Regions from separate parts of the Homo sapiens genome. Here region 2 is linked to region 1. A link is a contact called in ENCODE Hi-C or POLR2A ChIA-PET data. All regions are on one chromosome and are shown on one strand. The core of a region is the stretch at or near the end of the contact, and the rest is flanking DNA. Distances in the headings are between cores, read along the strand shown. Region 1 has its middle 36 kb from the start of KLRG1. Region 2 overlaps LINC00987 (long intergenic non-protein coding RNA 987).

Region 1 (3,127 bases), core at 306-2,805:
AAAAAGAAAAAAAGAAAAAAACCCTGATAGAGTGAATAGCCAAAGGATATAAACATGTAACTCAGAGGAAATACAAATAACTAACTTACTTGAGAAGATGCTCAAAGCCACTAATAGTGTGGAAAGCACAAATGATGACAAAGCTATAACATCCTTCTTCCCCCACAAAAATAGTAATAATAATAATTAGCCAGAATTTAAAACATTGAGAACACATGGAGCTGAGAAGGACCTAGGACTAGTACCCTCATCTGTTGCCAGTGGCAGTAAAACTGCTTCAGTCTTTTTGGAAAGTAATCCAGTGGTATCTATTAACATTTTTGTTTTGGCATACGTTTTTGGCTCATGCTTTCAAAACATGAGAAAACAGAATACATGTACAAAAATGTTCACTGTGGTGTTTTATTTCATCTCCTACACTATTATTCCCAAATCTTTTCCTATACATGTCCCTCACTTCAGGGACCCTATTATTTGGGTTTCTTGCCTACTTCTGGCTACTTCTCTTTTCTGACACCTTTTCTCTTCCCCTGAAACCATTCTGTAACATCCTCTCCCTCCATCCTTCTTGCTATTTGATTTCTCTGTTATTATGACAAATCCCATGTAGGCTGCTGCCAAAAACCGTGCAATAGTACAGATTGAAATCACTGAAAATGTTCGGCCCCCTGCCTCACCCAAGCTCGCAGGGCTGCCCAGCAATGTCGTGTCTCTAGGCAGATGCCTCTCTTTCCCCTTTGTGATTATTCAAAAATTCTGCTGTCCATAGACCCCCAAACCTATTATTTCCTCTCTCCTTCTTAGTATATGACCTTGTCTTTGATTTCACTGAGAAAATGAAGTTCACCAGGTAATAACAGTTTACTTCCCTATCACTTGTAATAAACCCATCAGAATCCTCACCCATCTTTCCTTCTTCCATGGGGAAGGGGCACTCTTTCTACCCAAGGTTACTTCTTCCAGTTGTCCAGTCAGCTTCATATTCATCCACTGACTCAAGAATCTTGGTCTATAAAGCATCCTCTCTCACATGCATATTTTTTGGGTTTTTTTTGAGATGAAGTCTCACTCTGTCATCCAGGCTGGAGTGCAGTCGCACGATCTCGGCTCACTGCAAACTCCACCTCCTGGGTTCAAGTGATTCTCGTGCCTCACTCTCCTGAGTAGCTGGGACTACAGGCATGTGCTAACGTGCTCAGCTAATTTTTGTATTTTTAGTAGAGACGGGGTTTCACCATGTTGGCCAGACTGATCTCAAACTCCTGGCCTCAAGTGATCTGCCTGCCTCGGCCTCCCAAAGTGCTGAGATTACAGGCATGAACCACTGTACCCAGCCACACCCACATGCATTTTTAATCTCTCCCTTTCAACATAATTTTGTTACCTCAAGTTACAAAATGTGTTACTGTCTTCTATCTGTATTTTAAGATCTATTGACCCGACATATGACTCTACTTAGATATTATCTCTTTCCTTCCTGTCTTAACCAGACTTCAAACCATCTAAACTCATTGTTTCCATTTCCTTACCTTGTATGATCAGCCTGCTGAAATTTCACCTGTCACCACCACACCAGTGAAGAATGATAAACATGACCTTCATATTGCCATTTCCATTGAATACTCTCCTCTCATTATGTTACTTTACAACTCTTTGGCATTTTGTTCTAGTAAGTGCTCCCTCCCCCTTGAAAACCACTTCTTCTTTAGCTTTTACCACATCATTTTTATGCTCTTTCCTCTGTGCCACCAGTTTTCTTCCCTCTTCTTTACTTCCTTTCCCTTCTCAGTGCTAATATAGAAATAAAGACTTTACTATCACCAAAACTTTGCCCTGTGAGAGCATTACTAGCAAGGGAAAGATGTGTATTGTAGATGTTCCAGTGTGAAGAATATGAAAGACCTCCTTCTAGGTAAAAACCCCTCATTATCCTTCAAAAATGGAACCAGGGGTGAAGTCATCATAATCATGAAGAGCCTGGGGTTCACCTTATCTCTGCCTTGTGAGGGTATAAAGAAATAGGCACCCAAATTTATACATCGCTGGAGAGTTTACATTGGTGGGGCCATTTAAAGCTATCTTATAAAATTTAAAATGCATATTGCCATTAACTCAGTGATTTCCCCCATTATATTCACACATACGCAAAATGTATGAAAAGAACATTTATCTAAAATCTGTAGTAAAACCCTCAGGACCAAGAACAGATAAAACAATTTTTAAAAAGAAAAACAAAGTTGGAGAACTATACTACGCTATATTCTTACTTATAGACTTACTATAAAATTACAGTGGGGTAGAAGTGACAGGATAGATATATTTTAAAAAGGAACAGAAGAGAATGCAGAAATAAACCCATGTGTTGGCCAGGCACGGTGGCTCACACCTGTAATCCCAGCACCTTGGAAGGCTGAGGTGGGCGGATCACCTGAGGTCAGGAGTTTGAGACTAGCCCGGCCAACATAGTGACCCCTGTCTCTATTAAAAATACAAAAATTAGCCAGGCATGGTGGTGCACACCTGTGATCCCAGCTACTCAGGAGGATAAGGCAGGAGAATCACTTGAACCTGGGAGGAGGAGGTTGCAGTAAGCTGAGATCACCCACTGCACTCCAGCCTGGGCAATAGAGAGAGACTCTGGCTCAAAAAAAAAAAAAAAAAAAAAAAAAAAATCCATGTGTTCACGATCAATTGATTTTCAACATAGGTGCCAAAAGAATTCAATGGAAAAAGGATACTTATTTAAATAAATGGTTCTAAAATAATTGGGCATTTATAAGAAAAAAAAAACCTCAACCTATATCTCACACCATGTATAAAAGTTATATAAAAACAGGCTGGATACTGTGGCTCATGCCTGTAATCCCAGCAGCCCAGGAGGCCAAGACTAGAGGATCACTTAAGGCCAGGAGATCAAGACAAGTCTGAGCAACAGGGTGAAACCCCATCTCTACAAAATTTTTTTTAATTGGCCAGGCATGGTGGCATTCACCTGTGGTTCCAGCTAGCTGTGAGGCTGAGGCAAGAGGATTTTGAGCCCAGGAGTTTAAGACTACAGTGAACTATGATGGTGCCACTGCACTCCAGCCTGGGTGATAGAGCAAGACCATCTCTTAAAAAAAAAAAG
Region 2 (3,316 bases), core at 241-2,740, 220 kb before region 1:
AAAAACTTTCATCATACCTTCAGGAAAATATGTCGTTCATCTGCTAGAGGTCTACAGCTTAGCTGAAAGCAATTTAAATCTCTCTCTTCTGGACGTTCTGGAATCACAAATCAGATGGTAGAAGGATGAAAAGAATACTTCTTGGTTTATTAACCAGCTGTTTAATCTCTAAATATTTATTTCTGGTTTATTTCTTTCTGTTGCGTACACAACCCTCACTGACAACTGTGTTCAAGAGTCCCACAGTTTCCCAAATACTCTGAGATAAAATAGCAAATAATATTTATCTGTGACTAACATTGAAGAAGGGGGAAGCTGGAAACAGGTGGACTGTAGACAACCGTGGGCATCTGAATGTGGGTTTTAGATGCAGACATTTGAGACGACTAGAAGAAACTGAGAAAAAAGAGGAAAGGACCACAGGAACGAGTTAAGCATAGATATTCAGGAAAAGCCATATCTTCTGGTAAAACATAAACAAAACAGAGTTTACTAAGATTGTAAAGAACAACCTCCGATATGCAAACCTTCAATTTAAAATGACAAGAAACAAGCAAAAAAATGCTCTTTGTAATAAAGCCATAAGGAGAGCTGTTTATATGCATACACAGACATAGATATTTGTTTCATGGGGAAAAAGAAGAGAAGAAAACATCTAAGTCTAAAATATTCAGTTTTATGGATGCAAAAAAGAGTTAAAGAGCATTAGATTATACCAGACAATATTTAGAAATAAGAATCAGAAACGGGTTTGAATTCCCACTCCTATTCACTCAATAGCTTAATGAACTTGACCGTCTATGACTCTGTTTTCATATTTATAAATAGCTCTCCTCATTTTGTGTAATTTTCATGATGAGCGTATGAACTATATGTAACATAATAGTGAAAGTACAATACAAATTCAAGAAACTACTTACAGTCTCAAGATTGGATTGCCGCTATGCTTTAACAATTTTTTTCAGTCCATAGGATTAGATATTTTTACCAACTCAAAAATCCATAAGCCAACTTTGTGTCTACCACGAGGATTGCGTATCAGCATAATAGGAGGTAAAGGTGTGATTTATTTGTCTGACAGAATAGAAGAAAAATGGTGCTTTATTGGGTTGGTTTAAGATGAAAACCTGTTTTTCTAAGTATTGGATCTTGAGACTGCAGCAACTTCTTGGTAAGTTAGCCCCAAATAATACTTTTTCCTCAAATAGAGGATTTTTAAGCAATTATTATTTTCTCTTTGACATCAAAATCAACTAACTTTTTGTTTTTGCTTTTAATAGTCTTGCCATTTTAGATCTTCCTTGTCCATGATGGAGTCAATACCTGAATTAGTCAGAATTAGATTCAATGGCAGTAACAAACAAACTCCCACATCTCAGCGGGTAAGCACCTAACGGTTTGGTTTTTGCTCACACAAAATCTACTTGTGAGTTCAGACACTCTCCAGAACAGCCCCGTGCCAAACAGTGAGTCAGAGAGAACCAGTCTGCTTTCCTCTGGTGACTCTGCCATCGCCAACGTGGCTTTCAAGGTCATACCCATGGGGAAGGAGGTTGCACTTGACTCTTAAAGCCAGGAGTGGGAATGGTATACATCACTTCCGCCCATGTTCCTGCCCTGAATGCAAAGGAGGCTGAGAAATGGGAAGGCTCATGTGGATATTAACTGTCTCTGTCATATCTTCTTATGGAAAGAGAAGGGATTTATGTAATATTGAGCAAAAGAGAGTAATGCAACTTTTGGCAGATACGCTACCTCTGCATAGTCTCTTTGTGTGTTTCAAGTATACCTGGAAATCAGGAAATGTTGCAAAAGGCCTAACTCAAAATTCTTTTCTACTGCCATCAGGCCTAGAGAAATTTTTCTCTGCATGCTTGAATGTCTACCAAATTTACTTTTTAATAAAAAATGAGGATGGCAGTAAAAAGTGTTAAAAAAAAAAAAAGAATAAACACATTTTAATACAGCAGATTCACTGCCTGGGAAGGCAAGGAGTAATGTTCTAATTGAAAACAAAGGAGTCATTAAGGATATTTCCTCACCAGAAAAAAAAAAAAAATCCTGTATAGTGAAAAAAGAACACTGTTTTAAGAACAAAGGGACAATTTTTCATCACACTCCTATCTGCTATGACTATGTGACTTTGGAAATTTGCAGACTCACTTAACCTTTTAGAGGCTCAGTTTCTTTAAATCTGAAGTCAGAATGACAACACCAAACTCACTGAGGTATTGTGACCATAAAATGAAAAAAAAAAAATCATGATTCCTTTAATGGCATGTTTGTTTAAAAAAAAGAAACTGAAAAGCATGATTAATTGACTTTCATTTCACCAAGTGTGTATTTTCTTTCCAACCTAAGAGAAAACAGATCAATGGAAACAAAGGTATGATTCAGAAAACCTGAAAACTCAGAGTACATCGTTACACTTTGACCCCAAATGTTCTGTAATATTCTATGCAAATTTTTCTTTTGGTATTTGTTGCTTATCCTTTTCTTCCTTCTCATTTTCAGTTACAGCACTTTAATCTGTCTGTCATTATTTCATAACTAGATTACTGAAAAACCATTCTAATTTAACTTCCTTGCCTCCAGCTTTTCTTTACCTCTATCTGTCCTGCATACTCTTAAACACTGCTTTTCTCATGTCACTTGTTTCTCAAACATAGTCAATACTTCCAGAATTCATAAGATTATTGCATTTAAGGTTTTGAAAGAGCACATCTAACTCTATTATCTTATATATATATCATATATGTATTTATAATTACACACGTATATAATTATCTTTAAAAAGTGATGCCCCAGAGATCAGAAGATATATTATAGAATAATATTATAATAAAGATATTTAAGATAATGTTAACAATATGTAAAGATTATATATATCTTATATATATGTATATCTTCTGATTTCTGGAATATCAATTTCTTTTTTATCAAGCTAACTAACTCCCACTTAACAGACCTTATTCATTTGTCCTAGCCTTATGTTTTATTATATATTATACCTTCTGTTTACCTAATTATGGGAAACACACCCTGAAAATAGCCATTCTACTCTAGAGGGTAAATTTTTACTATCCCTGTGAAGCACCCTTCCACCTTTGTATATATATTTGCACAGTCCTTTCCTGGGAATAACTCCCCATTCTCCTCCACCTCCCATCCATGAATGATCATCTTAGGTTCCGCTTTGGTAAAGTCTTTTCCGGCCTAACTAAAGTTGATTGTCTTTTCATTCCTGACTCCCTATTGTCTATACTACATACTTTACTGAATCCTGTTGCTTATTGTTTATGTCTCCATATTAATT

The links. Hi-C counts contacts between places; a loop is a spot of excess contacts on that map. ChIA-PET counts read pairs that join two places held with the same protein, here RNA polymerase II (POLR2A). Pooled maps may share reads with other maps.
Region 2: a loop to region 1 is called in a pooled map, with 18 times the contacts of the local background. The contact joins two enhancer-like sites. A Hi-C loop is called at or near these places in 6 of 50 pooled maps. POLR2A ChIA-PET finds 5 or more read pairs at or near these places in 2 of 52 experiments (CD4-positive, alpha-beta memory T cell and Caco-2).

What each region holds. Positions count from the first base shown.
Region 1 is chr12:9,023,564-9,026,690 of GRCh38, reverse strand. It overlaps a transcript of KLRG1 not described here. Among named protein-coding and RNA genes, the nearest start is that of KLRG1, 36 kb to the right of the region's middle. Within about 2 kb of position 1,555, at least 3 of the 41 ENCODE cell types and tissues checked have a DNase peak (open chromatin) inside an H3K27ac peak, as active enhancers do.
Region 2 is chr12:9,243,250-9,246,565 of GRCh38, reverse strand. It overlaps LINC00987 (long intergenic non-protein coding RNA 987), which reads right to left. Exons shown (of 7, transcript NR_137434.2): 3 at 18-97. It also overlaps the pseudogene A2MP1. Among named protein-coding and RNA genes, the nearest start is that of LINC00987, 4.8 kb to the right of the region's middle. RefSeq lists silencers at 1,432-1,481, 1,492-1,541. Within about 2 kb of position 1,490, at least 4 of the 41 ENCODE cell types and tissues checked have a DNase peak (open chromatin) inside an H3K27ac peak, as active enhancers do.